Regions from separate parts of the Homo sapiens genome. Here region 1 is linked to region 2. A link is a contact called in ENCODE Hi-C data. All regions are on one chromosome and are shown on one strand. The core of a region is the stretch at or near the end of the contact, and the rest is flanking DNA. Distances in the headings are between cores, read along the strand shown. Region 1 overlaps LOC124903318 (a long non-coding RNA gene). Region 2 has its middle 38 kb from the start of KTN1-AS1.

Region 1 (5,994 bases), core at 356-2,855, 440 kb before region 2:
AAATGTTGGTAGTTTTTAAAGTTCCCCAGATGATTCTAATTGAAGCCAAGATTGCGAGACAACCATTAGCCTTGGATCCAAATAAGAACCTCCCCCACAAGTTCAGCTGTGGCCCAGTCTAGATTGTTTGGGTGGAGTTCTAAGTGGGGTATTAAATGGTCTCTTTCCCTAGACTTGTCACCTGCACATACCTCTCAAGGAGTAGTGGGGCCAGTGGTGGCCCCAGTAGGAGGCTAATCGTAAATTTGGGATCACGGCCCGAATAGTTATACATCTTACCACAGCCAGCGGCAGGTAGACTCATTAGGAAGTAGGTGTTAAAATAATCTAGGTAAAAGTCAGTGAGGGCTCGACCAGGGTCAGGGCAGCAGAGGAAGGCAGGCAGAGGCAGAACCCGCACCACTGAGCAGCTGAGGAAATCTAGGATCTACAGAGTTGGAACCAAATTCCGGAATGAATCTGGCCTGTTGTGGAGGGGATCCCAGCCCTACAGAGGCCCTGGTTGCCTGCCCGCTAGTATCTGCACAGTCTTGCTAGAGGGGATAAAAGCAGAAAGCTTAGAGGGTTTGCACTAGGAGATCCTGGCAAGAGATGCTGGTGTCTACAGGGCTCTTTAGAAGAAGGTGCTACAGCCAATTTGCTGTTGGACCAAAGGAAACAAACTAAAATTGAATAGGAAAGAGAAGAGTCAGGAGAGCAAAAGAGGTCCATCAGAAAAAGATAATGATCCCTTTATGGCCCAACATTCTGTGACCTCAGGGAAGAGTGACACAGGTGATGTGGCACTACTGGTGAGGCAGCAAGGAGCCCCCTGCTCATCAAAGTCCTTCTCCCCCCAGCTCCCTATTGCCTGTAATTCCACTATTGGGTCAATTCTATTTGGATTAATAAGCATCGCTCATTCATTATTGTCATCTGCTAAAACACAGATTCCTGAAAGGACTAACAATTTGATTAGCAACAATTTAGTGGAATTGGTTTATGATGTATTCAGCCAGTGTGAGTGCCTACTCACTAGGAAGTCAGATACAATAGAAACAAGAACTTGTCAAGGTGACTAAGAAGACTCGATTCAATTCAGAAGTATCTACTAGACATTTCCTGGTCACCTGACAAGGTAGGAAAACAGAAAAATGCATGATACTGTCACCTCCCTCAAGGAGCTTTTAGCCTTGTTGGGAGGAATTCAAGCACACCAAAGCCACAGACAGAACAAGCAACTGCTTATTAAACTGTTAACATAGTCAAGGGCCAACATGAAGAGCAGAGCTAAATGCCTTCATGTCAAAGAGCCTTTTCAGAAGCTCTCATGATTGAATCACACTGACCCTTTTCATTAGGGAGCCTGGAAAATAAGCTATTACAACCCCACTGTTATCGAAATATTAACCTGGGTGTAACTTCCTGGTTCTAAGGAACCATAGTTTCTACCCTGCACCAGAAGTCTTGCCTTTGCACTACTGAGAGTCATTAATAAGCGTTTCAGTGTGTGTAGGAGCCCACCTACCTTCTCTCTTTGTCCTCCCAACTCTGGCCATGTGCCACATCTTCTGGGTTGGCTGAGTAGTTTCACATTTACTAATCACCCACAAGACACATGGTTCCTGTCTATCTCAGTCATGCTCACAAGGAACCCTCGTGAGGAAACCTCACAAGCTCCTGTCTCGGGCTGTCACTGGAAGACAGGACTGTAACCATCAAGAAATTGGAAAAAAAGAAGCAAGATTTAGGCAGGGCATGGTGACTAGTGCCTGTAACCCCAGCACTTTGGGAAGCTGAGGCAGGAAGGATTGCTTGAGTCTAGAAGTTCGAGACCAGCCTGGGCAACATAGCATGAACCCATCTCTACCAAAAAAAAAAAAGAAAGAAAGAAAGAAGGAAGCAGCAGCAGAAGAAGCAGAAAAAGAAACAGAAGAAGAAGCAGAAGAAGAAGTGGAAGAAGCAGCAGAAGCAGAAGAAAGGAAAGAAGTATGGGCCAGGTGTGATGGCTCATGTCTGTAGTCCCAGCACTTTGAGAGGCCAAGGCAGGTATATTGCTTAAGCCTAGGAGTTTGAAACCAGTCTGGGCAACATGGTGAAACCCCACCTTTACAAAAATTACAAAAATTACAAAAATTAGCCAGGTATGGTGGTGTGCTCCTGTAGTCCTCGCTACTCTGGAGGCTGAGGTGAGAGGATCACTTGAACTTGGAAGGTGGTGGCTGCAGTGAGCCATGGTCAACCACTACACCCCAGCCTGGGCACAGAATGAGACCTTGTGTCAAAAAAAAACAAAACAAAACAAAACAAAAAAACAAAAAAAAAAACTATAAGTCACAAGGGTGTATCTATTTATAAAAAATTGTTGAATTGTATACTTAGGACTTGTGCATTTCTATATATATAAATTTTACCTTTAAAAATGTGAGCAGGCCAGGCACGATGGCTCATGCCTGTAGTCCCAGAGCTTTGGTAGGCCAAGGCAGGCGGATCACCTGAGGTCAGGAGTTTGAGACCAGCCTAGCCAACATGGTGAAACCCCATCTCTACTAAAAATACAAAAAATTAGCAGGGCGTGGTGGCAGGCACCTGTAGTCCCAGCTACTCGGGAAGCTGAGGCAGGAGAATTGCTTGAACCCAGGAGGCAGAGGTTGTGGTGAGCCAAGATCACACCATTGCACTCCAGCCTGGGCGACAAGAGCGAGACTTTGTCTCAAAAAAAAAAAAAAAAAAAAAAGGTTAGCAAATTGAACTCTGGTTAGGTTTACTTTTAGCAGTGCTATGGACTAGCAATTCTGAAACTACATTCTGTGTATTCTTGAGCTTAAGTCTAAGGGGAACCAGATTTTTCACTGTTGGGGAAAGAAGTTACAAATATGGAAAGTTTATTACATTGGAACTGGAGTTAATCAGTAGGAATTCATATTTTCTAATATACATCTATGTCTCTATAGCTATTTCTGTGTGTATATATGTGTGTGTATAATCTATTGCCTAATCCTGTCTGCTGACAGGGCCTACAAGCAACGACACACCAATAGGAATGAGCATGTAAGCACCCAGGTCTTGGTTTCTAAATATCATGCTTCACTAAAGGAACCAGGGATCCTTGAGAAATGGTTTATTCCAAAGCTGGAGCAGGAAAAGCTGGAGAGGATTAGCCTGAAACATCTTGTGCCAAAATGTAAGGAAGTGCTCCAAGAAAAATGGGATGTTGTAAGGACTCAGAAGCCAGTTTGGAGAGACTCCTAACTGGCCGAATCTGAAACAATTTAAGTATCAAAATAAATAATATTTGTAATGGGCCTTATCCCGTTGAATAAAATAAGAATCCATATAGATATAAATAAATAAATGCATTTTTTTAAATGGGAGGGGAAATCTCTCTTTTTAAATTTTCTTTTTTTTTTTTTTTTTTGAGACAAGGTCTCATTCTGTTGCCCAGGTTGGAGTGTAGTGGCACAATCATAGCTCACTGCAGCATTGGTCTCCTGGGCTCAAGTGTTCCTCCCACCTTAGCCTCCCGAATAGCTGGGACTACAGGCATGTACCATCATGCTTGGCTAATTTTTGTTTTAAATTATTTGTAGAGACAGGGTCTCACTATGTTGCCCAGGCTGGTCTCAACCTCTTGAACTCAAGTGATCCTCTTGCCTTGGCCTCTCAAGGTGCTAGAATTACAGGTGTGAGCCGCTATGCCTGGCGGAAATCTCGTCATTACAGTAGAATGCCAACTAATAAATATAGAAGGAATGACGAAGGGAGAAAATCATCAATGAATGCTAAAACTGGTGAGTACATGTTTGATAAGAAATAGGATAATTATACAGTTGCAAAGTATGCTGCCACAAATTACTTATTTGTTACAAAGGAAAAATAATAACTCCACAGTAGCAGACACCACTTTAATCAAGTCATCAAACTTTACGTCACTATATTGGCATAAACCAATATCCAATATCCAATATCATGTGCCTTCCAGTAAGATGCTTGGAGAAGGAAAATAAACAGACCTGGCAACAAAATGCTGTTGTGTGATCTTGGACACAGGAAAAACAAGTAAAAGCCTTGTTAGGGCAATGGATGAGATAGATAGTAGTACTGTATTAATACTTAATTTCCTGATTGTGTTAACTGTACCATGTAAGAAAATGTAAGGGAATATAAGAGAGTGTCTTTGTTCTTGGAAAATGCACACTGAAGGCCAAAGTGGGAGGATTGTCTAAGGCCAGGAGTTTGAGACCAGCTTGGGCAATATAATGAGACCCCATTTCTGGAAAAAATATGTAAAACTTTACCAGGCACGGTGGCAAGTGCCTGTAGTTCCAGCTACTTGGGAGGCAGAGGCAGGAGGATCACTTGAGCCCAGGAGTTTGAGGTTACAGTAAGCTAGGATTGTGTTATTACACTCCAGCCTGTGGGACAGAGTGAGACCCTGTCCCAGCACCCCCCATTTTTTTTTTTAGAGACAGGGTCTCTACAAAACAATAGAAGGAATTCCTATAATCCTTTATCCAGAGTCACTGATGGTTTGCATTTTTGTCTTTTTTGTCCCAGCACTTTGGGAGGCTGAGGAGGGTGGGTCACGAGGTCAGGTGATCGAGACCACCCTGGCTAACACGGTGAAACCCCATCTCTACTAAAAATACAAAAAATTAGCCGGGTGTGGTGGCACCTGCCTGTAATCCCAGCTACTCGGGAGGCTGAGGCAGGAGAATCACCCGAACCCAGGAAGCAGAGGTTGCAGTGAGCCGAGATTGTGCCACTGCACTCCAGCCTGGGCAACAGAGTGAGACTCCATCTCAAAAAAAAAGAAAAAAAAAAAGCACACTGAAGTTTTCAAGTTACTTTTTATTTTTTTTGAGACAGGTCTCGCTCTGTTGCCCAGGCTGGAGTATAGTGGCACGATCATGGCTCACTCTGCAACGCAACCTCAACCTCCTGGGCCTAAGTGATCCTCCCACCTCAGCCTCCTGAATAGCTGGGACCGCAGGCACATGCCACCACGTCCAGCTAACTTTTTTATTTTGGGTGGAGACAGGGGTCTCCCTATGTTGCCCAGGCTGGTCTCAAACTCATGACCTCAAGCAATCCTCCTGCCTTGGCCTCCCAAAGTGCTGCAATTACAGCCATGAGCCACTGTGCTCAACCAACAATTTACTCTTAAATGTTGCTATATATACATATATATATCACACATACATATTTATGGATAGAGAATGTTAAGACAAAAATGGAAACCATCAGTGACTCTGGATAAAGGATTGTAGGAATTCCTTCCATTGTTCTTGTAATTTTTCTGCAACATTGAAATTATATCAGATTAAAAGGCCCTCCTCCAACAAAGCAAACAAACCTATGAGTGTGGCCAGGAATCAGGCAACACTTTGGCAAGAGCAACCGGGAGGCCTGTGCTTCCTGCTGGGGCCAGAGCCAGCCCCAAATACGTCCACCCAGGGCCTGCAGGAGGGCATGAATAGCGACCCTGTAGGGTAGGCCTGGTTGGCAAGAGCACGTATTATGCAAATTCTGTCAACAACTAGACCACAAGCTGGGTTGCAGTTCCTGGCAGAACTCATTATGTCCTTAGAGCAGAGAGGCCTTACAGCTGTTTCGTGTTAGATGATTCACAGACAACGTGCAGCAAACCGAAGAATCATTGGTGAATGTGTGAATTGCATTTGCATTTCATCTCTTTTCATAAAAATTATTGTTTAAGTCTGCTTTTGTTACAGCTCACTAATAAATGGAGTGTATTTGCATTTTTGCAAGGAGGCCTGAATTTTTAACACCTAATCATCTTTACCAAAGAGCAAGAATCGGCTAAAGTTTTCCCATTTAGTAAGAGTAGTAATTAAGACATACACCTTCCCTAAGCAATTCCTTTTCAAAAAGGAGCACACATTTAAAGATAACTCATTAATATCTCTTCTGAGGCTGTTTATCCAGTTTTGTCATGGCTCTAGAGCACAGGAATCTTTTTTTCTCCTCCATCTCTTTTTTAGCCAGTCTCTG
Region 2 (5,691 bases), core at 954-3,453:
TGAAGTAACCCTTTTAGGCACTGCTGCCATGCAGGCTTGTTAATTAGAAGCAAGTTGAATGCTGGAGGATGATTACCAAAAATGATCGTTTGAGTTTTGAAATACTGTAAATACCATCTCTGAAACTTGTGTGGTCCAAAAACTTAAGCAGTACAAAATGCAGTCTTGTTATTTTGTGGTTAATAAAACTATTCAGAGTGCAAAATTACAACAAGGTAGAGTTGTTCATTGATTGCCCTGGATAATTTTAAGAGTTTGACTCTGCTATCCAGTCTATCCTGGTCCCTGCTGGAGTTTGATATCATATGGCAGCAGTTTATTGACATAAATATTTCTGGGGACAATTCTGGGTCCTGTGGCTGGCTGAGTCTTCTGGGACAGCAAAAATGATTCCAGGAATCTCTGGGTTAGTTGGCTCTCATCTCGATGGCTTAATCCAGAGACTGGGCCAAGAATATACTGTGGACTCAGGGACTCACTTCAAACTCTGCACTTCTTGAGATTGGAATTGTATGCATTTTCCCTCCCTGGCCTAGGCCTCATTTTCATATTCCTCTGCTGAAGATAATAATTTTCGCTGACTCTTGTTTGAGAATCAGGGTTGGGCAGATAATGGAAGCCAATTGACAATTGCCTTATATTTGAATTAATATAATTTCAGGTATGTCATCACTGTGGGTTTTGTTCGTTTGTTTTTATAGTAATTGGGATTAATTCATTATCTTTGACAAGTTGAAATCAGGCCAATTATCTGTTAGGCCAGTCGAAGTTTGAGAAGAAAAAACATGTTGTCATCTTAAAATGTAGTGATACTGAGCCTGCTTGTCCTCAGATATATTCCTCACTCTTCTCCTGCTCTGCAGGCCTGTTTCTCAGCACCTTGTACCAACTGAAATCTAGCTGAGTTTGACTAATGGGAGGCTGTTATAGCCAGAATAATGGTTCCTCAAAGATGTCCACACATTGCCTGGCAAAAGGGACTTTGTAGATGTGATTAAGGTTATGAGATGGAAAGATTATTGTGAATTAGCCATGTGGACTCACTCTAATCATATGAGCCCTTAAAACAGGAGAGAGTTCTCCGGCTGGGAGCAGGAGAGATAAGGCAGAGGGGAAGTCCGGGAAATTGGAAGCATGAGAAAGACTTGATCTGCCATTGCTGGCTCTGAAGATGAAGGGAGGCATGAACCAAGGAATGTGGGGGCAGCCTCTAGAGGTTGAAAGTCACTCCTATTTGACACTAAAGAAAGGAAACTGGGACCACAGTCTTACATTATCATGGAGCTGAATTTGCCAACAACCTGAAAGGGCTTGGAAGCAGATTCATACCTAGAGCCTTCAGAAAGGAGTGCAGCCCTGCCAACATCTTGATTTTGACCTTATGAGACTCTAAATAGGGGACCCAGGTGAGCCACACTGTACTGGGACTTCTGCTGTACATTTGTGACCCGTTGGGGTTGTAGTAATATTAGTTTTTCATATAGTCCCTCCAACCCAAGGGTCCTAAGAGCTTCCTGCTGTTGCTCTGCCCATCTGAGGTAACATCCATTCTCAGGTAGTCTTCTCAGGTAGTCTCAGATGCTGAGATCCAGTCTCAGCATCTTTTATCTCCTGTGTTATCAAGTCAGTGTAGTAAATTCCCTCTGCTTTAACTATTCTGAGTGGTTTCGATGTCCTAATTTGACCCTGTGTGACAATTATAGGATAATAGATATCTTGAAGTTTTTGGTGGTGTTGGAAGGGGGATGCAATCATTCATTCATTCAATAAACATTTATTGACAAGTCTATACTATATATCAGCAGTGAACAGGGAAGACAATCCTTGACTTCAATGAACTCTGCTCTTTAGTCAGGTAGGCAGAACTCTAATCAGGAATTGAAATAAAGCATTAGTATTGTGATAAGCGAAGAACAGAGGCCTATGAGAACATAGAGCAGGGAGTTCTTAAACTGATCTACGATCTAGAGAAGGATTCAATAAAGAGGAAATATTTAATGAGACTTGAAGATTGAGTAGGCTTATCCAGATCTTCCAAAAGTATAATTAATAAGGTGGGAAAGTGGGGTTGGTAGAGATTAAAACAACCCTGTTTTCTCCTGCTAGAACTTTAAATTGTTTTATTAAAAACAGTTTCTCTCAGTCCTGACTCTGTTGATAATATCAAGGTATTGGTTTTGAATAAACACTATGAGTCAGCAGGGTTACAGTAAACTCATAAGCTTAGTCAATGTCTGATTCTTGTCTGTGCAGAAGGAATGAATCAATAATGTGAAGGAAAGGTTAATACCATTTTCAAATATTATAAAGTTCTGTTGGATTGCCTAACCCAGCAGCCATTCTCAATTCCTTTCTTGCCTGCCCATCACATTTTCATTCAGAGGCTTCTTTTCCCAGCCTCTTGTAGCTGGGAGCATCCCTGAAACATAGGTCTGGTCAACCAGACTGAAGCAGGATTTGTTGAGGATTTTCTGTCTTCCTAGTGAAAAGGACAGACGGGGCTTATGCTGCTTTTCCTCTCTTCGTACCTTGAATTGAGATATAATGTCTGAAATCACAACAGCTATTTTGTGGTCACGAGGCAACAAATGCAAATTTAAAAGCCATTATGATAAAGCATGGTCTATAGTAGAAGAGTATTTCCCAAATCCTGTTTGCTCCTTATATAGAATCTAGCCTTAGAAGCCTTTGACTTGAGCTTTACTGAGGAAGAAACTGCATATGTCAAGCAGGAAAAACAAAAGCAAAAATGAGCCTTTTTCTTTACTATATAAGTAATATGTGTCAATTTTAGATAAATTACATATGATGTGTGAATTTTTAAAAAACCTAGATAGGACTTCTTGTTTCCCACCTGGCATATAAGAAGCTTAGAAGTTACCACGCTGGCCTTACAATAAGTAAAAAGCTGAACAAACTGAAAAATCGAGAACTCTTCTTAGATCTGTCAGAGAGTGAGATCACAGGGCAAACTGCTGCCTCAAAGATTGGAGAGAGACAGGCAGAAGCAGAATCACAACTTACTGGAGCAGAAACCTCTGCGGAACCAGTGACAGGATAACTGAACTGTAATTGATGAATTAATAGAGGCTCAGTGTGGGCAGCTCTCAGAGTTAAAAATTCCAGGGAGACCCAGTCAAGGTGGGGATGGGGGCACACTTTTGTGAGTTTTACTTCTGGGAACTCTACCAGCTCCTCACAATAAATATCGGATAATGTTATTGGATAATAAAGGAATAGGAACAATATTTGAAGCAATAATGACTGAGAATTTCCCCCAAATTAATGTCAGACACCAAACCACAGATCCAGGAAGCTCAAAATCAAGCAAGATAAATGCCAAAAACATTGCAACTATACATACGATATTAGATCATAAATATTGTGCTTCTGGCAGGGGGAGGGGAAAAAGAAACCATTTTGAAATACACCAGAGCGTTTTATTTTTCCTAACAAGGCCTGCCTCAGGAGAAACTATTTTACCAGAGCCCTACTTGCTGGGGCTTTATCACGGCCTAACCTACCTGGGGGAAGTGAAAGACCCAACTCCAGCCTCCTCTAGCTATCTTGTCTCACCTAAGAGGAAAAACACCTGAAAAGCACTTGTGAAGTTCACAGTGCAGGGGCACAGGCTCAACAAAAGACTGAGACCAGGCTGGGTGCAGTGGCTCACAACTGTAATCCTAGCACTTTGGGAGGCTGAGGCGGGCGGATCACCAGAGGTCAGGAGTTTGAGACCAGCCTGGCCAACGTGGTGAAACCCCGTCTCTACTAAAAATACAAAAATTAGACAGGCATGGTGGTGCATGCCTACAATCCCAGCCACTTGGGAGGCTGAGGCAGGAGAATTGCTTGAACCAGGGAGGCAGAGGTTGCAGTGAGCTGAGATTGCGCCACTGTACTCCAGCCTGGGCGACAGAGCAAGACTCTGTCTCAAAAAAAAAAAAGAAAGACAACAACAATAAAAACTGAGACCTAATCGTAGGACTATAGAACACTTCCTCCCCCTCCGCCCAGACACCTTACCACTGCATTACTAAAATCCTATTTACTTTACTTTTTTTTTTTAAAACTCAGTACACCATGTTCACCTTTAACAAAAGCTTAAAAGGCATACTAAAAGGCAAAAAATGCTGTTTGAAGAGACTGAATGAGCATCAGAACCAGACTCAGATATGACAGGAATGTTGGAATTATCTGACTAGGAATTTAAAAAACTATAATTGCTCTCTCCTCCTGCCACCCAAGATGCTGAAAAGAAGGCCAAGGGCAAAAAGGTGGCTCTGGCCTCTGCTGTCGTAAAGAAGCAGCAGGCCAAGAAAGTGGTGAATCCCTGTTTGAGAAAAAGCCTAAGAATTCTGGCATCGGACAGGACATCCGGCCTGAAAGCGAGCTCACTCGTTTTGTGAAATGGCCCCACTATATGAGGGCAGAGAGCCATTCTCTATAAGCGGCTGAAAGTGCCTCTTGCGATTAACCAGTTTACCCAGGACCTGGAAGGCCAAACAGCTACTCAGCTGTTTAAGCTGGCCCAGAGACAAAGCAAGAGAAGCAGCAGAGGCTGTTGGCCCTGGCTGAGAAGAAAGCTCTGGGCAAAGGGGGCATCCCCACTAAGAGACCACCGGTCCTTCGAGCAGGAGTTAACACCGTCACCACCTTGGTGGAGAACAAGAAGGCTCAGCCCGTGGTGACTGCACAGGATGTCGAGCCCATCAAGCTGGTTGTCTTCCTGCCTGCCCTGTGCCATAAAATGGAGGTCCCTTACTGCGTTATCAAAAGGAAGGCAAGGCTGGGATGTCTAGTCCACAGGAAGACCTGCACCAATGCTGCTTTCACACAGGTTAACTCGGAAAACAAAGGGGCTTTGGCTAAGCTGGTGGAAGCTATCAGGACCAATTACAATGACAGATCTGATGAGATCTGCCGTCACTGGGGAGGCAAGGCCCTGGGTCCCAAGTCTGTGGCTCACATTGCCCATATGGAAAAGGCAAAGGCTAAAGAACTTGCCACCAAAGTGAGTTAAAGGTACACTGTTGAGTTTTCTGTATATAAAAATAATTAAAATAATACAAATTCTCCCAAAAAAACTATAATCGATAAGCTAAGGGTTTTAATGATAAAAGTAGACAACATGGAATAGACAAATAACATAAACAGAGAGATGAGTATTCTAAAAAAATGCTAGAGATATGAAAAGACTGTTACAGAAATGAAGAATGCCTTTGATGGGCTCATTAGAGACTGGATATGGCTAAGGAAAGAATCTCTGAGCTAGAGGATATGGCAATAGGAACTTGTAAAACTGAAAAGCAGAGAGAAAAAAGACTGAAAAATCAGAACACAATATTCAAAACTGTGGGACAACTACAGAAAGTATAGCATATACATAAATGGGAATACCAGAAGGATAAGAAAGGAACAGAAGCAATATTTGAAGCAATAAAGACTGAGAATTTCCCCAAATTAATGTCAGACACCAAAGCACAGATCCAGGAAGCTCAGAGAACATCAAGCAGGATAAATGCCAAAAAAAAAAAAAAAAAAAAAATTACAACTAAACATATTATATTCAAATTTCAGATGAAGACAAAGAAAAATTTGAAAAGAGCCAGAGAAACAATAATCTCCCTTTTGAGGAAGAAAGATAAGGATTACATATGACCTCTCCACAGTAACCATGCAAACAAGAAG

Evidence for each region. A loop is a pair of places that touch in the nucleus more often than their neighbours do. Pooled maps may share reads with other maps.
Region 1: a map with no recorded cell type shows a loop between it and region 2 (2.7-fold over the local background). The contact joins two enhancer-like sites. A Hi-C loop is called at or near these places in 6 of 37 single-sample maps with no recorded cell type and 3 of 50 pooled maps.

What each region holds. Positions count from the first base shown.
Region 1 is chr14:55,096,891-55,102,884 of GRCh38, forward strand. The region is part of intron 1 of LOC124903318 (a long non-coding RNA gene); the gene reads right to left. Among named protein-coding and RNA genes, the nearest start is that of LGALS3, 29 kb to the right of the region's middle. RefSeq lists an enhancer at 1,814-1,913. Within about 2 kb of position 1,606, at least 18 of the 41 ENCODE cell types and tissues checked have a DNase peak (open chromatin) inside an H3K27ac peak, as active enhancers do.
Region 2 is chr14:55,539,153-55,544,843 of GRCh38, forward strand. It overlaps the pseudogene RPL7AP4. Among named protein-coding and RNA genes, the nearest start is that of KTN1-AS1, 38 kb to the right of the region's middle. Within about 2 kb of position 2,204, at least 2 of the 41 ENCODE cell types and tissues checked have a DNase peak (open chromatin) inside an H3K27ac peak, as active enhancers do.